2 separate regions of the Homo sapiens genome follow, and region 2 is linked to region 1. Evidence: chromatin loops called from intact Hi-C (ENCODE). Cell type or tissue: heart left ventricle. All regions are shown on one strand. Links, peaks and the distances in the headings refer to the core of each region. The heading gives the core; the rest is flanking DNA.

What was found. Hi-C counts contacts between places; a loop is a spot of excess contacts. Peaks named below come from ENCODE experiments on the same cell type or tissue, not always from the same donor. Only the 100,000 strongest peaks of a DNase experiment are listed, where the experiment ranks them.
Region 2: it touches region 1 in a loop (2.7-fold over the local background); 4 of 110 quality-filtered maps call a loop at or near these places.

Annotation. Positions count from the first base shown.
Region 1 is chr17:44,312,453-44,317,814 of GRCh38, forward strand. It overlaps RUNDC3A (RUN domain containing 3A), which reads left to right. Exons shown (of 11, transcript NM_001144825.2): 2 at 128-243; 3 at 652-800; 4 at 966-1,051; 5 at 2,283-2,372; 6 at 2,477-2,557; 7 at 2,703-2,868; 8 at 3,000-3,157; 9 at 3,933-4,070; 10 at 4,167-4,273. Among named protein-coding and RNA genes, the nearest start is that of RUNDC3A, 6.5 kb to the left of the region's middle. In heart left ventricle, for the core only: no CTCF peak of the experiment used is centred there; DNase peaks (open chromatin) are centred at 2,654 and 2,911; H3K4me3 peaks cover 603 bases; H3K27me3 peaks cover 4,885 bases.
Region 2 is chr17:44,260,279-44,265,570 of GRCh38, forward strand. SLC4A1 (solute carrier family 4 member 1 (Diego blood group)) reads right to left here. Exons shown (of 20, transcript NM_000342.4): 2 at 2,574-2,656; 3 at 2,358-2,448; 4 at 1,297-1,358; 5 at 357-537; 6 at 126-261. The coding sequence starts at 2,588. Among named protein-coding and RNA genes, the nearest start is that of SLC4A1, 5.2 kb to the right of the region's middle. In heart left ventricle, for the core only: no CTCF peak of the experiment used is centred there; no DNase peak of the experiment used is centred there.

The DNA.
Region 1 (5,362 bases), core at 295-5,294:
TCTGCCCCCCACCACATCCATGCCCTTCCTGACCTTTCTTCTCTGCCGGTTGCTCCCTGTCTCTCCCTCCATCACCTGTTTCCTCACCTGACACCCCACTGCCCCATCTCCCCACCTCGCCGCCCAGGTTCTCTGTGAAAACGCTGCTGGAGAAGTACACAGCGGAGCCCATCGATGACTCATCGGAGGAGTTTGTCAATTTTGCAGCCATTTTAGAGCAGATCCTCAGCCACCGCTTCAAAGGTGGGCCCAGCGCCCCTCCCCCAGCGGTCCCTCCCCCAGCGCCCCTCCCCCAGTGGTCCCTCCCCCAGCGCCCCTCCCCCAGCGGTCCCTCCCCAACTCCCAACCTTTAGCTCCCAGCCACCTCTTTCTGATATACTCCATGGACTCTGAACCCCCTCATTGACCCTGGCCCCCATTCTGGGCCATGCACAGAAGCTTGTGTACAGATCTGGGAAGAGGGAGAGGCCTTTGGCCTACAATCCCCATCATGGGCAAGCGATATGCTGGGGTGCCCACTGCACACGTGCATGTGTGTGCACAGATCTTTGTGGGAGGAGGCTGCTTATGCTTATGCATGTGAGTGCCTCACTACATGGACCCTCTCCAAACTCCCTGGTCTTGCTGAGCCCCCTCCCTGCCCTGGCTCAGCCTGTGCCCCAGCAGGTCCAGTGAGCTGGTTCAGCTCAGACGGGCAGCGGGGCTTTTGGGACTATATCCGGCTGGCCTGCAGCAAAGTGCCCAACAACTGTGTGAGCAGCATCGAGAACATGGAGAACATCAGCACAGCCCGGGCCAAGGTGAGGGGCCTGAAGCAAGCAACTGCTCTCTGCTCTGGACACAGGGGGCCTGCCTGTTTCTTGGTTTTTGCCCCCTGTGCACAGCCCAGGGGAGAAGGGCCCACACCTGATGCTGGACACATGAGTCCCTCTGGGGCAGCAAGTAAAGGTGAACATGATTTCCAGGGCCGGGCATGGATCCGGGTGGCACTGATGGAGAAGCGCATGTCAGAATACATCACCACGGCTCTGCGTGACACCCGGACCACCAGGTCAGACTTCCCAGGCAACTCAGACCACAGGTCTCAGAGTGCACCTGCATTGCCCAAACACAGCTGATCCTTAAGTTCCTGCAGCATCCTTCAGTTCCTGGACTACAAGTCCCAGCACCAGCACACATGGCTGATTTCCCTCTTCCAGCCTGGCCTGCAGTCCCAGGACGAACTCTTTTTTTTTTTTTTTTTTTTGAGAAGGAGTTTCGCTCTTGTTGCCCAGGCTGGAGTGCGATGGCGCGATCTCGGCTCACTGCAACCTCCGCCTCCTGGGTTCAAGCGATTCTCCTGCCTCAGCCTCCTGAGTAGCTGGGATTACAGGCATACGCCACCATGCCCAGCTAATTTTGTATTTTTAGTTTCTCCATGTTGGTCAGGCTGGTCTCAAACTCCCAACCTCAGGTGATCCTCCCGCCTTGGCCTCCCAAAGTGCTGGGATTACAGGCATGAGCCACCGCTCCTGGCCCCAGGACAAACTTTTACCACCACCACCACCACCACTTGCAAGTCAAATCTAATGCCCATTATTTGCCATCAATGCCCAGCACGCTCCACCCTTGCACACCTCTGGATGAGCCTCAGCCATGCACCATCTCAAGTGTTGGCTTGCTCCATGATCTACAACACAGCCCTTCTGTCTCTCCAAACAACGAAAGCAGTTCTGTACTTGCTATTCACGGACACAGAGTCCTTATATGGGGAGTTCAATCCCTGCACTGTGGGTTCACAGGGAGGTTGGGTGCCTGAGGCAAGGGGTTACAAGGAGGAGTGTGCCTGTGTGGGCAGGTGCATCTGAAGCTGTCTGGGTGTGGCGGGGGGCATATACCTCCCCATCCCAATTGGCCATACCCAGCCTGATGTTTTTACTGAATTCCATTCCTCAGTCTACACGTTTCAAGTTAACACGTTTTTTGCGCACCTACTGTATACCAAGCACTAATGATTAAGACTTGCTTCCTGATATGAAGGATCTGGGTAACCCAGTACTTGATGAGGAAGGGGTAGCTCAGAGGGAGGAGTCGGCTCAGGGAACACCCATTCTAGGTGATGGGGCCACAGGTGCGAGCCCCAGGCTGAAGGGGGAGAGAGGCTCCAGGCCTGCGTGCAGATCAGGAAGGAGAATTGGCCTTCCTTCAGGATGGGGTGGCAGTAAGCCAACAATAGCAGCTCTGGGGGGGGGGGGGGCGCTCCAGGGGCCTGCTGCATCCTCTGGCCCTCTGCCTCCCCACAGACGGTTCTATGACTCTGGAGCCATCATGCTGCGGGATGAAGCCACCATCCTCACCGGAATGCTGATCGGACTGAGCGCCATCGACTTCAGGTGGGGTCTGCCTGACGGCAGTGGTGGAGGGGGCTGTTTCCCCCATAAATGTCCTACCCCAACCCCTCACACCCACCTCCAACCCTGTGGCTCCTCTGCCTCAGCTTCTGTCTAAAGGGGGAAGTCCTGGACGGGAAGACCCCCGTGGTCATCGATTACACGCCCTACCTAAAGTTCACGCAGAGGTGAGCGGCTCCATGACTGCGGCGGGGCGGGGGACGGGGCCTCGGGACATCCTGGGGACGTCCTGGTCCCACCGCCCTCAGCGGCCAGCGCAGACGCGCGGGGGGAGGGGCGGGACCGGCCGTGCCCACTGCTCCCTCTCCCAAGCTACGACTACCTGACGGACGAGGAGGAGCGGCACAGCGCCGAGAGCAGCACGAGCGAGGACAACTCGCCCGAGCACCCGTACCTCCCGCTCGTCACCGATGAGGACAGCTGGTACAGCAAGTGGCACAAGATGGAGCAGAAGTTCCGCATCGTCTACGCGCAGAAGGTGCGCGACGCCGGCGGGCCCGGGGGGCGGGCGGGCCGGGCGGGGGATCCGGGCATCCCGGGGCGGGGCGGGGATGGGGGCCGCGGCCGGGACGTCCTCCCAGCCGCCCGGGCTGAGCCGGCGCCCCGCAGGGCTACCTGGAGGAGCTGGTGCGTCTGCGCGAGTCGCAGCTGAAGGACCTGGAGGCGGAGAACCGGCGGCTTCAGCTGCAGCTGGAGGAGGCGGCGGCGCAGAACCAGCGCGAGAAACGGGAGCTGGAAGGCGTGATCCTGGAGCTGCAGGAGCAGCTGTGAGCGCACGGCCTGCCCTAACCCCTGACCCCCGCCGCCCCGACCACATCACCGGGTGAACCCCATCTTCACTTCCATCGACTCTAACATCACCCGACACGAGCACCCACCTCTCCAGCATCAACCCTCTGATCCAGCCAGCCCCACCCCGAGATGCCCACAATGATCTTCTAACATTGCCCCCAGCATAAGATCCAGTGACTTCCAACAGCCAGAGCCCACCCTTCACCTTCAGTTATCTTCCGCTAGAGTGGCCATCCAACCTTACTGCAGGGACCCCACGTCACTCACAAGGACCTGCGGTGTTGCTCTGCAACCTTCAACACGATTGCATTCATCGCCTCACTCACCTGCACCACAGGCTCACTGACCGTCATCATCCGCCGTGACCCCCGACCTCACCCCTGCCGATCCCTGTAACACTTCTTCTCTACGCCTTTCCACCACCCTGATCTTGCGGCAAGATCCCCAAGACGATCTTACACTTCAGGGATTCCCACACTATCCTCCACTGACGTCCCCATCACCCCAGCTGACCCCAACAACACTGCACCATTCCCTCCAACTCCCAATATTTGTGCACGAATCCCTGTCACCCCTCCACCCCAGTACCACCTCCACTTCCTCCCGGGATCTGGCCCACTGACCCCAACACCGTATCCCCATTTTTGCCGCTCAGATTTCATTCCTGACCCCTCCCTCATCCCCTTGCTGAATCTCCCTTCCTCACTTCTCCTACTTCCAGCCAGGCCTGACTCCTCCTCCCCCTCCCAGGACAGGTCTGATCCCCAGTGACCACGCCCCTCTGGCCCAGGGTTCCAAGGAGCTCACTACACCCCTGGTCAATCAATGGCCCTCACTGGGAACGCTTAATGGGGCCGAGGGCGCCAGCAACTCCAAGCTCTACCGGAGGTAAGCCCCAGCCAGGTGGGGCTTGGGCCTGAGAGCGGGTCGTCCTGGGGAAGAAGGGCTTCCTCTACCGGCGCACCAGCTCTCGCTCTGCCGCAGACACAGCTTCATGAGCACGGAGCCGCTGTCAGCTGAAGCCAGTCTGAGCTCGGACTCCCAGCGCCTGGGAGAGGGCACGCGGGACGAGGAGCCCTGGGGTCCCATCGGTGAGCTCCCCCAACCCAACACCCAGTACCCCTCCAGAAAGGGCTGAGGCAAGGCCCTGAGGCCTCAAGGCATGTCCTCATTCATTCTCTTAGTCTTTTTTTTTTTTTTTTTTTTGAGACGGAGTCTCACTCTGTCATCCAAGTTGGAGTGCAGTGGCGCAATCTCAGCTCATTGCAACCTCTGCCTCCCGGGTTCAAGGGATTCCCTTGCCTCAGCCTCCCGAGTAGCTGGGATTAAAAGCGCCTGCCACCACGCGCAGCTAATTTGTGTATTTTTAGTAGAGACGCGCGGCTAATTTGTGTATTTTTAGTAGAGACGGAGTTTCGCCAGGCTGGTCTCGAACTCCTGACCTCAAGTGATTCACCCACCTTGGCCTCCCAAAGTGCTGGGATTACAGGTGTGAGCCACTGTGCCCGGCCTCTCTCAGCCTTTCTTGAGGGTTTAGCACAGCAATCGAGAGCTTACTTTGAGGTGGCAGAACACAGCATATGCAGAACCCAGCATAAATCTGGCTGTGCCTCCTCTGACCATGTGAGCTTGGTCAATCACTTTACCTCCATGAGTCTATTCTTTGTAAATGGGGATGTTGATAATCACCAATGTTGTCACATGGTGAGGGCTCAGTGGTTTTTTAGTGTCATGACATCCTCGGGGGCTCACAAACTCTCGGGGAACTCCTTAGACTAATTTGCTCTTATCTCATGCACACTGTGAACTACTTGCCTGACCATTGTTTCCCCCTTCTCTTTGGCTGCCAGGAAGCTCAGAGCCAAATTAGTGGCTCCCTTCGAGCGAATGCCCAGGACTTCAACGCATGCACTTTGTGTTGACCTCATCCCTGGCTTCACCTTGGTTTTTCCCATCCTAGTTCTCCCTATGCCTGAATATCCTGTCTTTTCTTTTTTATAAGCAACCACACTGTATTGGATGACCCTAGATCTTCTTTGAGACAAGGCAGGCTGTGGCCATGTAGCCCCATCACACTGTGTTTGTGATTGTCTGTGTGTCTGTCTCCCCCACCAGACTGTGAGCTCCATGAGGGCAGGGACCGTGTCTTGTCCGTTCTCTGTATCCCCAGTGCTTGGAAC
Region 2 (5,292 bases), core at 1-5,000, 52 kb before region 1:
GAGGAAAGTGGGCCCCTGCCTGGTGAGGGTAGGGCCACCTGGATCCCGGGGGAGAACTTGGGGCAAGTGGGCTGGGGAAGTGGGCCCACTGGATATGGAATCCAGGCCCTGGCAGGCAGGGGCACCTGTGTTTAAGCAGCAGGGCCCGGAGCAGCTCCTCTCGGTCCTGAGGCCGGATCTGGTCTTCAAAGATAAACCTGTCTAGCAGTTGGTTGGCCACTCCAGCCAGGGAGGTCTCTTGCAGGTCTAGGAGGACAGTACCTGCAGGCAGTGGAGGAGTGAGCTGGTAGGCTGGGCCACAGCACCCCACAACAATCCTCATCTGCAGGGGGTCCAGAAGGGCCCAGGAGGCTCACCCTTGGTGAAGACTCTACGCAGCTCTAGGAGGCTCCAGAAGGTGAGGTGAGAGAGGTGCGGGCGGCCCCAGGCCCCATTCTCCCCCAGGTTCTCCTCCAGTTGCACCCAGCGCGCCGCCTCCATCCATCTCAGCTCCTGGTTCTTTTCGTCCATCACCAGCTCCTGCAGCTCCACATAGACCTGTGGCCCCATGCGCCTGAGTTAGTTCATCAGGCATAGTCCAGGGCATAGTGGGTGCTCAGCCACTCTCGAGAGAGGCTTGTGCTTGTGAGGCTTGGATCCCTGTGCTCAAGGGTCCGTAGATACGGCTCACACCACTCCCTTATCTCCCAACTTCCTGGCCAGGCCTTTACCCCATTGCAGAAGGCATTTGGAGAACCCTGACCCAAAGGGATGCTGGAGAGGCCACTGGGGAGGGAAAGGAGTGGGAAGCAGAGGCCTGGCGGGCCGAAGCTAAAGGGGACTTTGGAGTCATTGGGTCAGTCTCCAGCCTCTAAGATTGTTCGTGGATGTGCTTTAGCATGTCCCTGAGGCCAGGTGGTTGCTCCAAGGGCCATAGCTGAGGGCCACCCCAAATTTCTAACCACTTAGACAGTTCAGTGCCCAGTGGGGACCTGAGGGGCCTGGGCAGAGGAGAACAAGTCTTTAATTCTGTGCTTCCCCAGTGACGCCCGACAGCCCAGCCAGGGCCTGAGGGCCTGGGGACTCAGCCCTTGTCAATCAGGTTATCTCTGCCCAGGGTGCTCCTGGAAAGGGGCCCAGGCCTCCCCATCAGTGGGGCGTCCCTCCCACCTGTTTCCTGGGATCCTCACTCCTCTATCTGCTGCAGGGTCTCCCCCAGCCTGAAGCTGCCTCTATCCCCTTGCTCCTCTCTTCCCTGATCAAATGGTGGGTCCCAAAGGCAGCATGGGAAAGAACGGAGGAGGCTGGGGTCCTCACCTTGTGGGTACCCGGGTGTGATGTGGTGTGGTAGTCTGTGGCTGTTGCCTCGGTGTCGTGAGCTGAAAACCAGAGGTCGGTTAGTATTGACCTGACCGTCCCCCACCTGAGGCTCTTCACCATCCACTGTGAGCCTCAGAGACCCAGGCATGGGCAGATGCCCCTCCTTCCCAGTGCCCTGGGCTGGGTCTCTGGTGCCGCATCCCACACTGGCCACTCAGCAGAATGAGGCTCCCCACACTTGTGTGCTGGGCCTAGCCTTGGGCTCCCTATCTGAGCCTTGTCGAGGACACCCGGGATTCAGCCAGGGAGGCCTAGCCCCTCCGCAGTGATGAAGTGAAGGGACCTCTCCAAGGTGACGGCAGAGCCCTGAGTGGCAATTTTCAGGATCCTCCTAGGACCTCCTCCCTCCCCTGCCACCTCTGAGACCAGACTCCCTTCTCTCCTCCCACCTGCCTCAATGAGCCCGTCAGCACAGTGTCTCACTGAGCTGAGGCACCAGGGTGGGTCAGCCCCTTATATTCCCACCCCTCCCACCCCCAGCCCTCATTTCCAAGAGGGGCCTCTTAACTTTAATCCCAATCTCCAGCACTTAAGTCCTGTTGACAGTAAACAGGTCCTGCCTGGGGCTCCCCACCTAAGACCTTGGACAGGCCAGGGAAGGCAGGGTGGTTCCTGGTGTCTTTCTATCTAGGAGGGTCCCCACAAGCCCCTCATTTCTCAGGACCTCTTTCCCCAAGAACAAGCCCATTTTCTGGCCTGGAAGCTGGCATTGGATGGGCACAGATGGCATGTGGGCTCACGCCCTTGTCCCAAACTGGCTGCCCGCCCTTCTCACATTGCAGGGGCACTGGATGGGTGACTGCCCCTGCTCTCCCAGCCACCTCCTGTGATCATTTCAAACAAAGCTCTGTTTATCCTTCAATCAGCCAGAATTGAGGGGAGAACGGCCCGTGGTGCTTGGGAGGAGGACTGTGGAGAAGGGGAGAGGACAAGTGCCCCTCCTGTCCCTGTCTAGGGCTCAGCAGCTCATCCCAGCTGAGGGAGGGAGAGGGGCTCACCTGCCGGCTCCTCCATCTGGGACTCGGGGATGTCTGGGTCTTCATATTCCTCCTGCTCCAGATTCTCCTCCATCATGTCTTCATAATCATCCTGTGGGAAGTGGCCGCTGAGGCTGGGCTGTGAGGGGCTCTTCCACCCCCAACGAAGATAGGAGTCTAGGACCAGGTCCCCAGAGCCTCCAGGTGGGAGCACTGCTGATGCCAGGGAACACCCACCTGCAGCTCCTCCATGGCGTGGTCCTGAGTGTCCAGTTGTCTACGGTGATCTGAGCCCCCAGCATAACCCGCACCGCGGGTCCCTGCAGCAGAGGGCACAGGCTGAGTGGGGCACAGGGCATCCCAGGGTCTCCTGGTCCTCCTCCAGAGGGGGCCACATGTCAGTGGAGGGGATCCACGTGTTGGAGGTGGTAGGGCCAGAGGAAGGAAGTGTGGAGGGAAAGGGAGAACGAGCTGGATTTGCAGGTGTGAGGGTAGGTGAGCAGGGGCTGGGAGAGAGGGGCAGTGCAGGGAAGAGGTAAGTCTGGCTGGCACCAGCGAAGGATGTTTGGGGAAGATGGGCAGGTCACCCTCAGGTCCATCTCCCTCCTTCATTCTCTAGTCTTCACCTGGCTTCTTTTCTTGCCCATCCCTGGGACTCAGCTAATACCAGGGGACCTGCTGGTCTCTTCTTCAGGGGGGCTTAGCTCCCCTGAGGGGCTCTAAACACATGCTCTTCTCTCAGAAATAGCTGCTGCCCACCGGGCATGGGCTGCAGCATCCTTGGGAGTGGTCCGCAGGTCTGGACGATGTGGTCCTACTTCTCTCCCTGACCCCATCTTGCACTCCGTCTCTCTCGCTCTCTCCCCACCTAGCCTATTGGCCTCCTGTGGTTCCTAGAACTCACTAAGCCCTTTCCTGTCCCAGGGCCTTTGCACATCCAGCTGTCCATATCCCGGACACCCTCCCCCCAATACCTCAGACCTTCTCACATCTCGGCCCAAATGTCTCCTCTTCAGAGGCCCTCCCTGGCCACCACCTTGACCCAATCTGTCATGTTCTGGTTTCTTTTCCCTCCCTCCTTCCCTCCCTTCCCTCCTTCCTTCCTTCCTTCCTTCCTTCCTTCCTCCATCCCTGCTTCCTTCCTTCCTTCCTCTCTCTCTCTCTTCCTTTTTGAGACAGAGTCTCACTCTGTCACCCAGGCTTAGAGTGCAGTGGCATGATCATAGTTCACTGCAGCCTTGAACTCCTGGGCCCCAGGGATCCTCCTGGCCCAGCCTCCTGAGTAACTGGAATTATAGGCATGCCACAGTGCCCAGGTAATTAAAAAAAAAAAAATCTGTGTGTAGAAACAGGGTCTCACTATCTCAGTGTGGGCTGCTGATTTCTTTCTTCTTTTTTATTTTTTTGAGAGCGGGTCTCCCTCTGTTATCCAGGCTAGAATGCAGTGGCATGATTACAGCTCACATCAGTCTCAAACTCCTAGACTTAAGTGAACCTCCCACCTCAGCCTCCAGAGTAGCTAGCACACACCACCATGCCTGACTAATTTTTAAATGGTTTCTTGGTTGGGCGTGGTGGCTCACACCTGTAATCCTAACATTTTGGGAGGCTGAGGCAGGCAGATTGCTTGAGCTCAGGAGTCCGAGACCAACTGGGCAACATAGTGAAACCACATGTCTACAAAAATACAAAAATTAGCTGGGTGTGGTGACGTATACCTGTAGTCCCAGCTACTTGAGAGGCTGAGGTGGGAGGATTGCCTAAGCCTGGGAGGCAGAGGTTGCAGTGAGCCAAGATGGCACCACTGCACTCCAGCCTGGGTGACAGAGTGAGACTCTTTAGAAGGAAAACAAAACAAAACAAAAAAACCAATACGTGGTTTCTTGATTGATTTGTGTTCATATTATCTGACAATGCTTTTGGAAGGGAAACTACCTGAGTGCGAAGACCCTGTATGTCCCATCCCCACGAAATTCACTACTCCTAGCAGAGTGGCTGTCACGTAGTAGGTGCTCAATAAACATTTACTGAATGATTGTAAGAATGGCTCCCTATTGCGGGGTTGGGGCTCTGAGACTGGGGAGCCAGGATGACTAGGCCCCAGCCAAGAGGCCTCTGAGCTCGGGGTCTCAGTTTTCTCAGTTGTGTCCCTAGCAGAGAGGAAGGTGTGCCTTCCCCAGGAATGTGAGGGCAGGTCCAAGGGGAGGACAGGGGTCACCTAAGGTGGCCCCAGACTGGGTGTGGAGGTGCCTCTTTTCCCTCCTCGCCCACTACAGCACAGGGCATTGAGGTGACAGGCAATTGGGTCGGTTCAACAAAGGTTCCCACTCTGTGCCTGGCATTGTGTTGAGCACTGGAGGCTGTGGGGAGGGGGTGCCGAGCACTGGGGGCTGTGGGGAGGGGGTGCTGAGCACTGGGGGCTGTGGGAGGGGGTGCCGAGCACTGGGGGCTGTGGGGAGGGGCTGCTGATCACTGGGGGCTGGTGGGAGGGGGTGCTGAGCACTGGGGGCTGGTGGGAGGGGGTGCTGAGCTGAACAAGGCCCGTCTCTACTCTGGGGAAGCTCCTAGCCGCGACAGGGAGGCAAACTGGGAACACAGGGCAGCCTCAGTGCTTCCGAGGTGACATGGACCCCAGGGGCCGAAAGTGCTGAGTGCCAAGGATCTGTATGGCAGGAAGAAGAGCAGGACGCGTTTGCAGCACTCGGGGGTGGAGTCACCGGAGGAGGGGTCACTGGCGCTAGCCTAAAAACACAGGTGAGTTTTTCTTGTTTTTGAGACACAGTCTTGCTCTCTCTCCCAGTCTGGAGTGCAGTGGCGCGATCTTGGCTCACTGCAAGCTCCGCCTCCTGGGTTCACGCCATTCTCCTGCCTCAGCCTCCCGAGTAGCTGGGACTACAGGCGCCCGCCACCACGCCCAGCTAATTTTTTGTATTTTTTTAGTAGAGACGGGGTTTCA